Regions from separate parts of the Homo sapiens genome. Here region 1 is linked to region 2. The links are chromatin loops, found by intact Hi-C in ENCODE. Cell type or tissue: Caco-2. All regions are shown on one strand.

Region 1 (8,000 bases), 64 kb before region 2:
AGAAGGGAGTGGTGAATAATGTGTGATTAGGGTAGAAATGGCTTAGAAAAGGAATTAGTAATGTGGCCCAGTCCAGCAAAAGTCAAAGAACTATTGCATATCCAGCACCGAGACACTTCCAACTCCCCCTTATAAAGCTGTCGCTTTCTCACAAGACCCAACTAGTCCTTTGATCTTTGTGTACTTCTCAAGTTGAGGCAGGAATCGAGTTAAAAAATAAAAAAGGATCCCTTTTTGCTTAGAGGGAATAGGACTTTGTAGGCATTATAGAGACATTAGTGGCACTTGGGAGCTCTTCCCAAAGGGACTAGGGTCAGCCCCATCCTGACTAGGGCACCTGAAGAAAACAAGGGAAACTTTAACTTTTAAAAGAGAATTTGCAGAGTCAAAAGATTTTTGATGCATCATTGTGGAAAATTTCAGGGCTTTGTTCAGTGTTTTGTTGACTTTTTTCCTAAAATCAACATTGTCGTCAGAGAAAGTAGCAAATATGGTTACTATATGTCTGTTTACATTATCTTCTGCATTCCCAGAGAGAGGATGTTCTGACTTCTGATAACTGGGCAGAAGTCTGACAAAAAATATTTAGGTGGTAGAGGTTGTTCCATTAGGAAGATGAAAAGACCTCTTAGTTCCATTATTCTGATTTTTTTTTTTTTTTTTTTTTGAGACAGGTTCTCACTCTGTCACTTGGGCTAGGGTGCAGTAGGGGGACCTCAGCTCACTGCAACCTCCACCTCCCGAGCTCAATCGATCCTCCCACTTCAGCCTCGCAAGTAGCTAGGACTACAGGTGTGTGCCACCACGACCAGTTAATTTTTGTATTTTTTTTGTAGAGACAAGGTTTCACTATGTTGCCCAGGCTGATCTCGAACTCCTGGGCTCAAGCGATCCACCAGCTTCAGTCTCGCAAAGTGCTGGGATTACAGGTGTGAGCCACTGCACCTGGTCTATTCTGACTTCATGTCATTTAATTATACCACAATATAAAATCTAGACAGTATGTTGTTTCTCTAAATGGACTTCCTGACCAAGGAGATGGGGCCTGTGCAGAAAACAGGGTGTTCAGGCTTAGATTTTGGTGCAGTTCAGATTAGGAATAGTATAAGCCATTCTGAGGCTCAATCATCCATGGGTAAGTGGACTCTCAAGGTTTTGGGCCTACAGAGCTGAGAGAGAGAACACTTTACCTTCGAGAACCAATTTCTTTGTCTTCTCTCGCCCTACGTGGACAAAGTGTGACCATCCATGAAGACTCTGTCCAGATATGCCTTGCTCTATTTTACACCATTGCCAACAGGTTTCCACCACAGCCCAGCAAGCTTTGCTTTTTTACTTTGCACCCCAGATTGGTTTTTAAAATTGACTCTTGGCCTTTTGCAGTGGCTCATGCCTGTAATCCCAGCACTTTGGGAGGTCGAAGTGGGAGGATCGCTTGAGCTCAGGAGTTCAAGACCAGCCTGGGCAACATGGCGAAACTCCATCTCTACTGAAATTTAAAAATAAATTTAAAAAATAAAATAAAATAGACTCTTGGAGAACACTTCCTGGCACAATAGTCTGTTCCATATTCTGTTGCACCCAATAATTAACTCTTAATAATTGTAGTACAATGGGCTGCTATTTATAGTGACTATTAAAATATCCTTCACTGCCTTTTGCTGTTAAAATGCCTAGAACCCACTTTATAATATTTTAACATGCTTAAACAGTAATATAAAATGGCATCTGCGTATGTTTTTCCTTCTTGAAAATTAATAAAAGAGTGGTTCGCTAATGACTGTGTCTGTACAGAGCAAGACAAGGCTTCCAAAAGGGGCTAACCATCTGTGTATCTACCTTCTCAGTTCTGGTGAAGAATTCTGAGATGACGGGATGAGGACAAGAGAGTTGAGAAGAGCCTGAGAAGGGTGAAATTAATTAGATATCAGGAAATCTCTGGAAGCTCCTTTGAAACCATGCTAGAAATCAATGATATTTGCTATGGGCCAGCCACTGCATCAAAGAGAAAAGAGAGAGTTAGTGTGGACTTTGCAGAAGCACAGCCACATGAAGGGTATTCCACGCAGGGATTTACATGTGCAATTCTGTAAATTTGGGCAAAAAGTCAAGTGACGATGCTATGGAGATAAGTGCTCCAGTGACACATTAAATCACTCTCTGAGAATCTGTTGATTCGGATCTAGTTTCTTTTCGTATTCCAGAATAAAGCTAGAGCAATGCTGTCCTCTTCAATCTCAATATATGTATTGCTTGAAAAACAAGGGAGAATATGAGACCTTTTGCATGTTCACACAGCAAGTACAAGAGAAAGGGGGCAACGTGGATTTTTTCTAAATCATGTTTCCCAGCTGAGGAACAGGCTGGAGCATGAGAGGAGTACAGAGCCATTACAACCGTTTAGATGGGCTTCTCGTTTCAACAGGGTCACACTATCTTCTCCGGAAAGCCCACTTTCCATGCCAAGCAACAGGAGAGGTTTTGAAGGCCAGGGATTTGTTTCTCTTCCTTGTTACCCTTCCCACCCAGGTTGTCACACCATACAAGAGGAATAAAGAATACACTGAGAAATACTGAATAGACCAAAAGTCTGACAAATAACCAAGCATTTTCATAAAAAGAAAGAGTTTGGTAATTGTCAATTTACTCTGGTTTTGCTTCCAGTTGGTTCCCTTTTCAGCTGATTAGCGCAAGTGACTATTGAGAGCATGGAAGCATCTCAGGGTTGAAGAGACAGGAGTCCCATTTTCCACTTCCTGCCCTCTTGGGTAACTCTGCTTCCTCCTGAGCAAAGAGTTAATGAAGACATTGTTGCTTTTTTTTTTTTTTTTTTTGCAAATAAGGAAAGGCAGACACTGAATGTTTATTATTCAGTATGAACATAGAGGCAAAACTAGGAGAAAAAACAGATATGAGGTTTCCAGAACTATGGAATTTTAGGCATATTATATTATCAGTTATCATTTATTGAGTACTTACTATGGACCAGCCACTGCATTAAGCATTTTACATAGTCTATTACATAGTTTAATTTTAAATTTTTATTTATTTACTTATTAGAGTCCCACTCTCACCCAGGCTGGAGTGCAGTGGCATGAAATAATAGCTCACTGCAACCTCAAACTCCTGGGCTCAGGTAATCCCCCTGCCTCAGTCTCCCAAGCAGCTGGGAATATAGGTGTGTGCCACCACACCTGGCTAAAGTTTATTACATAGTTTATTAGTCTTGACAACAGCCCTATGACATAGGTACAATTATTATCCCCATTTTACAGATGAAGAAACTGAGGCTTACAGAGGTTAGGTAACTTTAACCAAGCCTAAACAGCTAGTAAGTGGTGGAAGTGATTCAAATCTAAGACTGTGTTACTAAAAGAGCTGTGTTCTCAATCACTCTGCCACACGGTACAAGAGAGGTGTTAGCTAGAATGCCTTCAGGGGCATAATAATAATTATAGTTAATGCTGTTGTGGAAGGCTTATTATATGGTAGACCCTATTCTAAACACTCACCTATGTCAACTTTAGGCTCTGCATCTCACACTCTATAAAGAAGGTGCTATTATTGGGCGCATTTTACAGTAAGGAAAGTGAGGCACAGAGAGGTCTTAAGTTCACGGAACTAATGAATGGTGGAGCAGGGCTACAAATTCAGGCACTCTGACTCCAAAGATCATCCTCTTAGCTGCTAAGCTATGTTAAGGTAAAATGTTCGTTTCTGTGTGAGGAAGCCCAGTCCACTTCGAGAGTCAGCTTTCTTTGTTAGAAAGTTGTGCCTGCAGCTCTAATAGACTTCTCAGAAGCAAACAGAAGGGTTCAAGAGTCCAGCTGACAGCAGAGGCTCTTGCTCAATCCTTTCCCAGAATGCTTGTCTCCATTACCCTTTAACCTGCATCTTTGAACAAATTGATATATGGGGAGTTCAGCAATGGCAGATCTCAGCTGTGCCTTTAATGTTTGATATGTCTGCTAGCACACCATGTTTTTCATTGGATCTAAAGGAGATCTAATGAGAGATCATTTCCTAGTAACACATTGTCTGCTTTCAACATCACTAGGAAAGCACTTTGCTGCAAACAATCCCTATGTTGGTTTAATTGCCTTTGAAAAGGGGCACAAGAGGGAGCATCAACTCTTCAGAGTTTGGGTCTGATTTCCTGAGGTGTTCCATTTCAGAAGAGGCCCCTGACAACAGGCAGAGAATAAAAACAAGTGTGGTCTAGGGCAGACAGTGTTTTTCAAACAGTTGGCCAAATCTCTCCTGGCAGCCGGGAAGCAGCTGAATCATCAAACACTAGGCCTCTAACGAGATGGAGGCTGGGCTGTATTGAAGTGCATTCCAGACTGACTGTGAAACCCAGAGCTGCTGCTGCTTTCCCAATGCTGGCTCCCTTCCAAGGGGCTGGCCCAGCTGAGCTGCTTGTCAAAGCTTCATTTTGTCTCTTCTCTCTCTTTTTTTCCTCCTCTTTGTGATTTCCCATGTAGCATTTGCCTGCCCTTGGATAGAATATTTGGATGAATTTTGGGGTCACCTCAGGTACAGCCTCTGCTCTGCAAGCTAAAGTTCATGAACTGTGTTTACCTGTTGGAAAGTCAGAATGGCAGAGGGGAAAGGCACTAAGCTAGAGCACTCGGGGAATGGACAAGTGGACAGACATTCTTTTCTGAGAGGCAGGAATGACCTAGACATTCCGAAATTGAAAGCCAGATGTTGGGATAAAACTCTAGACTCAATTTGAATCGTAGGAGTGTTGACAACCTTGATGAAATCCTATGACTAAAACTTTCTAGAGTAGAGGGGAATTAATGGGGCCTAAGTAGGGTAACCCACCTTGAAAATAACCAGATCCCTCTATTTATATCAGAAACAAATGTTTGGACTCTTTAAGTGCCATGGTCTGAATGTTTGTGTCTCCCCCAAAATTCATATATTGAAACCTAATCCCCAACGTGGTGGTAATTGAAGGCAGAGCCTTTAGGTGGTAATTAGGTCATGAGGGCAGAGCCCTCATGAATGGGATTAGTGCCCTTATAAAAGAGGGCAGAGGGAGCTTGTTTGGCCCTTCAGCCATGTGAAGACGCAGCAAGAAAGTGCCATCCATGAAGCAGAGAGTGAGACCCCATCAGACACTGAGTCTGCTGATGCCTTGATCTGGGACTTCCCAGCCTTCAGAACTGTAAGCAATAATCTTCTCTTGTTTATAAATTACCCAGGGTAATGTATTTTGTTATAGCAGTCTATTAAACATGAAGAATAAACAATATTTTCTGTGCCTTTTATGATGACTACCTGTGGCATGTACCATCCGCATGCCTTTTTTTTTTTTTTTTTTTTTAATTTATTTTTTTATTGATAATTCTTGGGTGTTTCTCACAGAGGGGGATTTGGCAGGGTCATGGGACAATAGTGGAGGGAAGGTCAGCAGATAAACAAGTGAACAAAGGTCTCTGGTTTTCCTAGGCAGAGGACCCTGCGGCCTTCCGCAGTGTTTGTGTCCCTGATTACTTGAGATTAGGGATTGGTGATGACTCTTAACGAGCATGCTGCCTTCAAGCATCTGTTTAACAAAGCACATCTTGCACCGCCCTTAATCCATTTAACCCTGAGTGGACACAGCACATGTTTCAGAGAGCACAGGGTTGGGGGTAAGGTCACAGATCAACAGGATCCCAAGGCAGAGGAATTTTTCTTAGTGCAGAACAAAATGAAAAGTCTCCCATGTCTTCTACTTTCTACACAGACACGGCAACCATCCGATTGCTCAATCTTTTCCCCACCTTTCCCGCCTTTCTAATCCACAAAGCCGCCATTGTCATCCTGGCCCGTTCTCAATGAGCTGTTGGGTACACCTCCCAGACGGGGTGGTGGCCGGGCAGAGGGGCTCCTCACTTCCCAGTAGGGGCGGCCGGGCAGAGGCGCCCCTCACCTCCCGGACTGGGCGGCTGGCCGGGCAGGGGGGCTGACCCCCCCCCACCTCCCTCCCGGACGGAGCGGCTGGCCGGGCAGAGGGGCTCCTCACTTCCCAGTAGGGGCAGCCGGGCAGAGGCGCCCCTCACCTCCCGGACGGGGCGGCTGGCCAGGCAGGGGGGCTGACCCCCCCCCCCCCCACCTCCCTCCCGGACGGGGCGGCTGGCCGGGCGGGGGGCCGACCCCCCCACCTCCCTCCCGGACGGGGCGGCTGGCCGGGCAGAGGGGCTCCTCACTTCCCAGTAGGGGCGGCCGGGCAGAGGCGCCCCTCACCTCCCAGACGGGGCGGCTGGCCGGGCGGGGGGCTGACCCCCCCACCTCCCTCCCGGACGGCACGGCTGGCCAGGCGGGGGGCTGACCCCCCCACCTCCCTCCCAGACGGCACGGCTGGCCAGGCGGGGGGCTGACCCCCCCACCTCCCTCCCGGACGGGGCGGCTGGCCGGGCGGGGGGCTGACCCCCCCACCTCCCTCCCGGACGGCACGGCTGGCCAGGCAGGGGGCTGACCCCCCCACCTCCCTCCCGGATGGGGCGGCTGGCCTGGCGGGGGCTGACCCCCCCCCACCTCCCTCCCGGACGGGGTGGCTGCCGGGCGGAGACGCTCCTCACTTCCCAGATGGGGTGGCTGCTGGGCGGAGAGGCTCCTCACTTCTCAGACGGGGCAGCTGCCGGGCGGAGGGGCTCCTCACTTCTCAGACGGGGCGGTTGCCAGGCAGAGGGTCTCCTCACTTCTCAGACGGGGCGGCCGGGCAGAGACGCTCCTCACCTCCCAGACGGGGTCTCGGCCGGGCAGAGGCGCTCCTTACATCCCAGATGGGGCGGCGGGGCAGAGGCGCTCCCCACATCTCAGACGATGGGCGGCCGGGCAGAGACGCTCCTCACTTCCTAGATGTGATGGTGGCTGGGAAGAGGCGCTCCTCACTTCCTAGATGGGATGGCGGCCGGGCGGAGACGCTCCTCACTTTCCAGACTGGGCAGCCAGGCAGAGGGGCTCCTCACATCCCAGACGATGGGCGGCCAGGCAGAGACACTCCTCACTTCCCAGACGGGGTGGCGGCCGGGCAGAGGCTGCAATCTCGGCACTTTGGGAGGCCAAGGCATGCGGCTGCTCCTTGCCCTCGGGCCCCGCGGGGCCCGTCCGCTCCTCCAGCCGCTGCCTCCCGGGCGGCGCTCGCCGGCGCCGCCTAACTTTAAATGAGCACAAAAATATCTATTGTTTTCCATCTCTGCTGATATGTAGATGACTATTGTTTAATTACATTTGCCCCTAATAAGGAAGGGGAAAGATCCAATGTCTTCCTGACTGACAGTGCCATGTTGGCCATTGATCTCAACTTGGAGCTGACCTCAACCTGCTCAGATAGGTTTTTCACCTAAATAAATATTGTGGAAGAGAGAAGCCTCCTTCTTCACTGTTAATAGTAAACTGCAAAAGCATGGAGGTAGGGGGAGGGAGGCTGTGTCTTGGAAAGAACCTTGAAGTTCCACAGTACTATAATCCATTGTCTGGACTCTGATGGGAAAAAGAAAAAAACTGGATTCCCTTCCCATCAGTCTTTGCCAACAGCATTCCTTTTTCAGTTTGTTTTCCCTGACCCCACCCATACTACTACTACTAATAATAACGTGTGTTTTTATAATCTCTAAAGAAGTTTCGCATACATTTATATTTGATCTATACAACTTTGGGAGGATGAAAAGAAGAGACTTGTCCCTTTTTGCAGATGAGAAAACTGAGGTCCAGAGAAATTAATTGATTTGCCCAAAGTCACACAGGAAATTAGTTGTGGAGCCAGATCTATTAGGTCATCAGTTTCCAGGGTCGTTACTTCTTTTACACACCAAACTGTGGAGTGCTGGTTCTCAAATATTCAGTTGCATCATAATCACCTGGGAAGCATTTCACAAATGCATACTTATGGACTCTACCCTCAGAGATACCACGGGTCTAGAATAGGTATCTAGAGTCTGCATTTTTAACAACGTTCCCAAGTGCTTCTAATAAACGTGGTCTCTGGGCCATACCTCGATTGG
Region 2 (8,000 bases):
ACATGTATACATATATGTGTATACATATACATATATACATATGTGTATATATATGTGTGTATACATATACATACATATGTATATGTATACACATATATACATATATACGTATATACGTATATACGTATACATATATACGTATATACGTATATACGTATACGTATATACGTATATACATATATAAATATATACATATATACACACATATATACATATATACGTTTATATAATATATATGTATATATTATACATATGTATGTATACATATACGTGTATATGTATACACGTATACATATATGTATATATAATACGTACATATATATGTATAATGGCTCTTATTGGTATTGAATACATCTTTGTACTTCTCCAATAAGTTGCAGAGACACACATAGTAGACATTCAGCAAATCTTTGTTGAATTAAATATAAACTTGCAATATGAACATAACTTTACACACACACACACACACACACACACACACATTTAACCACTGACTACTGTATTTTTTGGAATGAAGTTGGGCAGAATGCAAGCAAACAAATTGATAACATATGCCTTCAAATGACATCTTCTTTAATTGATTTGGAAAATCAAATTATTCACATGACAATGGGATATTTCCTTCTGCTTATTTTTAGATTGAGCATTCTTTCATTTCAATATTTATATTTATTTAATGTCTCCACTATGAAGTCATAGTGCTATGAACGGGGCTATATTAAGATGAATGAAAGTTTGAGCTGGGAATGTTATGATCAGAGCTAAAATATGGAGGCTATCGAAGACCTAGGTGAATGTGGTGAGATCCTGAACTAAGCTGAGGGCAGGGCAAATGGAAAGGGGAAGCAAGTCTGTACTATTTGGCCCAGACTCTGAGAACAGGCACATAAATATTACTTAAAGATCTGCCATTCAAGCTCATACTAGACACCAGAATCTTATTGAATATTACATGCCCCAAAATGATGCAGATAAAGAGGGAGATAGAGCTGACAGTGTGTTTAAAGATGATGTTTCGATGAAAGATAAATGCATATTCAGAATTCTAAAAAAAAAAATCCCATGAGATAAACAGCTGAGAAGAGCTCATTAGAAAGAACGATCCTTACACAGGAAGAAAGCCTCTTTCTCTCTGCTCATAGAGCACTCTGTTCATGCCTATTATAGCCTTAATTAGATTAGATTGTAATATGTTATTTACATTTCTCCCATAACTTTGAGTACAGGAATCACATATTATCCATCTTTGTGTCCACCTAGCACTATGCCTGACACATAGTAGACACTACTCAGTAAGTGATTGCTGATTGTCATCCTTCTTGACTTGTCTGCAACATTTATAATTATTGACATTGGCCTTCTTGAAACATGCTTACTCTTTGCTTTCATGACACTGGATTCTCTTGGCTCTTCTATCTTCTCCCTAGTAAGTCATTTTCAGTTTTCTTTGCTAAGTCTTCTTTCCCGCAACTACCTTTACAAGTATTGGTATTCTTCAAGGTACTGTCCTTCCCCCTCTTCTTTTCATTTATATTAAATACCAAAAAAATTGTTAAAACTTTATCTCCATAAATATATTACTCCTTTTACATTCTTTCTACTCTTGCCTTCTGAAACTTCACTTAGATATATTTGAGACTTTTCTTAATGCAATCCTCAATGTCTTTTAGCCTCTTTCAGAATTTTATTTCATAGCTTTGTGCTTCTTACTGGGAAATACCATTTGACCTATTTTCCAACTCACGAATTGTCTTCAGCTCTCTGTTTAACCCATCCAAGGAGATTTTATTTTGTACTTAAATTATATTTTCCACTTCTCACATCCATTTTGGTCTCTTTTTTAAAAAAATCTTCCTGCTCAGTTTTCACAGTTTCTTATTTTGTAATCATCTTTAAATTCCCTTTTATTTATTTTAGCATATTGAACATCCTTATTTTCTATTCAATATTGGATCATTCTTATCTTTCTGAGCCTTTGTGGCTCTGTTTCTGCAGACTGTCATTCAAAACGGTTTGTTTCTTTGTAGATTTCATGATTTTGTTTCATTGTGAGCTCATGTTCTTTGGAATTTTATCTGTGGGAATTCTTTGAGGCCACTTAACCATTCTTCTAGCAGAAATTTTAATTTGCTACTACGGTGTGCCTAGGGGTGCTATTAACCAAGGACCACCATAAACTAACTTTTCTGAATGATGGTTTCGAAGACACAGGAATAGAATTCTGCTCCTAAAACTGCTTGAGTGTGAGTATGTGGTTGGGAATTCTCAGAGGAAATAATTTTTCCCCACACTCTTCTGCCTCATCCCTGGACAGATAAGTATCTTTTATGTAGAGATAGGGTATTTTCTAGGCCACTCACTGAGGTAGTCACTGTTAGAGGATTTTAGCTTTATGATAGACTCTCCAATCGGCTTGACTGCCTTGCGTGGGTGCCAGGCTTTACAGCCTGTTTTGGTCCTGCCACACAGTCCTTTAATACTGACTCTAGGCCACCAGGGATAAGCAGATACTTCCAAGACAAACCTTGGCTGGATTACCTTTAGAAAACCAGGCTTTATTGTCTGGCCTCTGATTGTTTTCCTTACTTATCTTCAGCTCAGCTCCACTTTAAAAACATTTTAAATATTCTATCCAGCTTTTCAGGCACTCTTTTTTTGGAAGGGTTTCCCTACACACCTATCCTATTGCCTGAAGCAGAAAATGTTCTCTTATTTAATACTATTTTCCCTGGCTAGTTTCATCCTCTTTCGACTATATTTTCTCTCTGGATGAGTCTCAAATCTACATTCTGGCCTTTTTCTTGAGGTTCAGACATGACTAACTCTCCCTGTCCCAAGTTTACTCTTTGTCCTATGCCTAATTTCTCAGTAAGGGGCACAATAATCTGCCTTATCAATCAGGCTAGAAATGTTAACATCCACTTCAGATCATTTCTGTCTCTCATACTCAGTTACCAGTTCCTGTAATTACCTACTGTGAAATTGTCTCAGGTTATCCCTTCTTTTTCATTCCCTGTGGAAACACCTTCATTCAGGCTCTTGCCCATCCCTCATCTAGACAATATCCCTAGTCACACAACTGATAGTTGACCTCTGACCTTTTCATGATTGAAGCTGCCACTGAAATTCTCCTTCGAAATCACGGATCTGATCATATCACTTGCCTGCACAAAAACCATGATTGACTTTCCATTGCCTATTAAAGAAGGAATAAAATCCTGATGTCTTTGCTTAGTGTTCAAGGTACACAGCAATGGGGTAGCGATCTTTACAGCCTTTTCATTGCGACTCCTTATTCTGTGATACATGCAATGCTCCAGTTATACTATACTTGTCACTCTGTGATTTAGCTCCTTTACCTGAAATACCCTTTCCCTCATCTCCATCTACCAAAATCCCACTTGTCATTTAAGGCTCAGTTCAATTTTTACTCCCTCCATGAGGCCTTCCCAGATATTAAATACACCTTCATCTGCACTCCCATAGCAGTTTGCCTATATCTTTTGTGGCACGTACCATATTGTTCCTTTTATTAGAGATCATTTAGATATTTCTTTTTCCTACCAGATTCTGAATCTTTGAAGGCATGAGAGGATGGCAGTTGCATATGGTGGCTCTGGGATCAAAAAGATCAGGCTCAAACCTTGATCCCATCACTAGCTGTGTGACTTTGGGCTTAACCTCTCTGAATTTCAGTTTCCTGATTTACAAAAGGCAGTATAGTAGCGTTGTAAAGTTTAAATTACCTAATTCATGTAAAGACTTTAGCGCAGTGCTTGGCACAGAGTAACTGTTCAATACGTATTCACTATTATTATTAAAGATAAGTGGTACAGCTTGTTCATCTTTCTGTCTTCAGCAGTTCCTCGAGCTTCATCTCTTCCTGCACCCCTCTTCTCCTTCCAGGGCTTAGCCCAGAACCTTGCACAGACTAAGTAATTGCTAAATTCTTCTGGAGCAAATGCTGAAAACATCAGACAGTTTTTATATAAAACATTTAATTCAGTCTGAGTAGGAACAGTTCATGTTTGTATGAGACACCAACAAACGAATGCTTATGGGATGTCCCTGCAAGATATATCAATGGAACATCCTGTCTGAGCACCAAAGAGCAGCCCCTTTCAGTATTGTCTGAACAAGCTGGCCTTACTAGGAGTGGTGAAAGAGAAGGGGGAGGTTTCATATCCTAAGGAAGTGTTTGGAACTTAATGAGAAGTGTAGGCTGAGAAAATGACCCTGCTCTTTGAAAATCAAATGCAGCTACTGAATGTGAGGCTTACACACAGCCAAGGCCATGTATGAGCAACAGGGGCCAGAGTTTTGCAAAATCTTTTTCCTGGCCTGTGGTGAATTTTGAATCAAACCCACTCAGCATTTTGCTCTCTATAGACACAGCACATTTTTTCTCTAAATCCTCACTCTCAGCATGCTTACTAGCCAACATTCCTGATAAAAACCAATGAAACCAAATGAATTATTTCGGGTGAGATATGAAGTTGGTCTTCCCCCCATGTCTTGCTCCAGTACCACAACTGTTTATGCTACACTTTACATTCCTTGAAACTACCAATATTCCAAAGTTATCTTCCTCAGATTCCATAGTTTTTTCTGTTCTAGAAAAACAAAAACACCACATTTTATGACATACCTGTTCTAATGTTATCAGTAAGATTCTCATAAAGGTGAAAGGTTTTCAAGTCCAAATTTTGTTTTTTTAACTCTTCCTGAATTATATCTTGCATAGCTGCAAATCCATCAAAATGCTCAAACGATTCTATATATGTTTCCAAGTTTACTTATGAATTTGAGAACAGTTTAGACTTTTGCTGCTTTAAGCTAACTATTTTAGGAATGTGGAGCTTTATCATTCAGAGATGATAAAAATGGAATTTTCCTTTAGCCTCACAGCACACACAACTCAATGGTATTTCTGAAATCTGATTGTTTCCCCTTGGGTAAAGAGTATGGAACAGCTCTATTACATGATATACTCCAGGTGACCCTCCACACCACACTCTCCCTGACAAGAAATTCAATTAAAAGGCTTTGTTTTTGAAACCAAAGATTATATACATGGCTGCCTGGCTGATCTTTATTTGTACATGTAACTCTTGATTCCTAACCTGTCCCTTCCATTGGAAAAATCAGTGGCCCAGGATATATATAGTAAATGTCATTCAGTTCTATCTCCTAAATAGTTTTTCTTTGATAGTATCTGCTCTCTCTTCCTCAATATTGATCTCGCCCTCAGTTAGCTGTCAATTAATCACTGACAAGGTCTTGGCTGATAAGGCTTAAGCCATGAGTTTCTAAGAGTTGTGTGTGCATGCATTGTGTGTGTGTCTGTGTGTGTGTGTGTGAGAGAGAGAGAGAGAGAGGAAAATAAGGAGAGGAGAGTCAAGAGTCAGAAGAAAGGAAGGGAGAACCCAGAAAGTAGAAAATAGTGAGGCATGACAGAAGCAACCAGCATGAAGACCTAGAAAGTGAAGCCAGGGTATTGTTTTCTGGCTAGGAATTCCTAGCCTAAGGCGTTACCAATCTGAGTTAATGAAAATCTTCTTTAATACCCAACCAGTTTTATTACTTGAAAGTTTTCATGGCAGAACTTTAGGCACCTTGGCAATTCCGGGGGAAGATAGTTTGGAGATGGCCTTATAATTCAGAGTGATCTTCTCAGTGGTGTAATCTGTGTGGTGCAAAGCAGAATCCCTGACTCCGGTCACTACTCAGACCTTATTGAATCTGCGAGGCGAAGAGTGGGAAACTGTTTCTTGTCATACTTTATGGCCCAGACAAGGCAATATGAGTTTATTTTGCTTCAGGGGTTGAAGTTTTTGGAGCCCTCCTTTTCCTATTTCAGTTCCACTAACTCTAATGCTATTGAAGAGGTAGAAGGTGAGGCACATACAAATCTAGTTTGACACCCACAAGTAAGCTACCTAGTGTCAATTGAAGAATGATGAAGTTCACAAATTTGGAAAAGAGAGCTTTATTTCTCATAAAGGGTTGTAGCCTGCAGGGTGGCCATTCTGACAGGCTGGGAAGCAGAGCCTCCTGCCAGAAGCTAGAAACAGATGCTTTAAGGGAGGAGCAAAAGGAACAGGAATTTATGCTGAGCAGGGTGGCTGAATATACATATTCAATAAGCTATAGGAGGAGTCATGAATATTTATGAAAGGAGAACTGCACATATATAACTGAGCTTCATGCCCCTTCATGGGTCCTGTGTACAAAAAAATGGTGGTGTTAGCATGATCTGAGGGTAGAGTTTTTGGCTTTCTGACATCAAAAGGTGAAGTGGGAGACATGAAAACCCTTGCTGCACATCCTTCATAGACTGGTCAGACCACTCCGTGGTCAGTGCTCTCTTACGCAAAAAAAGGAGGGTCAGCATCAGGAGGTTGGTTCATATCAGTGGTACAGTCTTTTGAAAAGGCTGGTTACCGTTAAACCCTTAGGGAAGAAAGTCTAATTGTGGTTAGGGAGGGAGGGAGGGAGGGAGAATAATGAGGCATATCTGACTCCCCATTCCGTCATGGCTAAGAATTCACTTTCTTTCTCTCTCTCGCTCTCTCTCTCTCCCTTTTCTCTTTATTTTATCTCTCTTTCTTCTTTCTGTTTTCTTTTTTCTTCTTTCTTTCTCTCTCTCTTTCTTTCTTTTTCTTCCTTTCTTTCTTTCTTTTTCTTCCTTTCTTCTTTTTTGTTGAGTCAGTATCTTGCTCCCAGACTGGAGTGCAGTGGTGCAATAATGGCTTGCTGCAGCCTCAACCTCCTGGGCTCAAACAATCCTCCTCCCTCAGCCTCCCAAAGTGCTAGGATTACAGATGAGAGCCACTGTGCTTATCCAGCATTAGAACTCACTTTTCAAGGTTACTCTGGAATCCTATTGGCTGAGAGATGGCCAATTCAGTCAGTTTGGGTACTTAGAATTTTAGTTTACACTAGGAATAATTGGCCATACAAGCTCCTCCAGAAAAGCAGCCAGATCTTTTATATTGTGCTTGTATGAGGCCTGACCTCATTTCCAAGTCTCCCCTGGAGGAACCCTTGTGAGGTAGGTGAGTCTTTTGGTTGCTCCCCTGTTGTCTTCCTCTGGGATTTCCCAACCCCAGCTGCTTACTTCATTCCCTCAGGGCCTTGGTTTCATTCAGTCTACTATAAAAGCACCTTTACTTCAGGTATCAGGCCTGCCCATGATAAGGCTTTGTTATTATAATGTTCATCCTCATGTAGTTTTTCATTTTGCAGGACAGACACAAATATACGGCAAGGTGGGCCTTTCCAAACAGCTTAATCAGGACCTCTTGAAGACAGAAAATCTTTCAAAAATGTAAGTGTTTATTTTCTGCTCCTGCCTGCTGTTTCTATTATGTCTCCACAGGAATATTGTTGATCTTCAATGGTGTATTTTGGTGAATGTAATATGTGATGGGGAGGGGGAGCAGAGCCTCCCTTAAAATCCTTCAGTCAAGCAACCTAGACATTATCTAGGCAGTGAATAATTGTTCCATCTCTTCGGAAGCCCAGCCACATCCACAATTAAGAAAAGGAAAGCATCATGCTTGCCTTAGTTCACACTACTATAACAAAATGCCATAAACTGGATGGCTTACACACAAAAGAAATGTATTTCTCATATTTCTGGAGTCTGGGGAGTCCAAGATCAAAGAATTGATAGATGTGGTGTCTGGAGAGGGCCTGCCCTCTGGTTTGTAGATGGCACCTTCTCGCTGTGTCCTCACGTGCTGAAGGACGAAAGGCAGTTCTCTGGGGTTGTCTTTTATAAGTGCACTAATCCCATTCATGAGGGCTCTCTTCTCATGACCTAATAATCTCCCAAAGGCTCCATCTCCTAACACCATCACATTGGTGATTGGGCTTCAACATATGACTGTGGTGGGGATACGTATAGTCAGACCGTAGCAGTGCTATAGCACTGGTTCTCACCTTGCCTGTATGTTATAACCATTGGAGATACTTTAAAAACACTGATGGGTCTT

What was found. A loop is a pair of places that touch in the nucleus more often than their neighbours do. Peaks named below come from ENCODE experiments on the same cell type or tissue, not always from the same donor. Only the 100,000 strongest peaks of a DNase experiment are listed, where the experiment ranks them.
Region 1: a loop joins it to region 2, with 4 times the contacts of the local background. A loop is called at or near these places in 3 of 110 quality-filtered maps.

Annotation. Positions count from the first base shown.
Region 1 is chrX:115,341,170-115,349,169 of GRCh38, forward strand. LOC107985681 (a long non-coding RNA gene) reads left to right here and starts at 2,339. Exons shown (of 3, transcript XR_001755944.2): 1 at 2,339-5,176. RefSeq lists an enhancer at 3,898-4,397. In Caco-2, no CTCF peak of the experiment used is centred here; DNase peaks (open chromatin) are centred at 3,832 and 4,342.
Region 2 is chrX:115,404,813-115,412,812 of GRCh38, forward strand. No RefSeq gene overlaps it. Among named protein-coding and RNA genes, the nearest start is that of LUZP4, 120 kb to the left of the region's middle. In Caco-2, no CTCF peak of the experiment used is centred here; no DNase peak of the experiment used is centred here.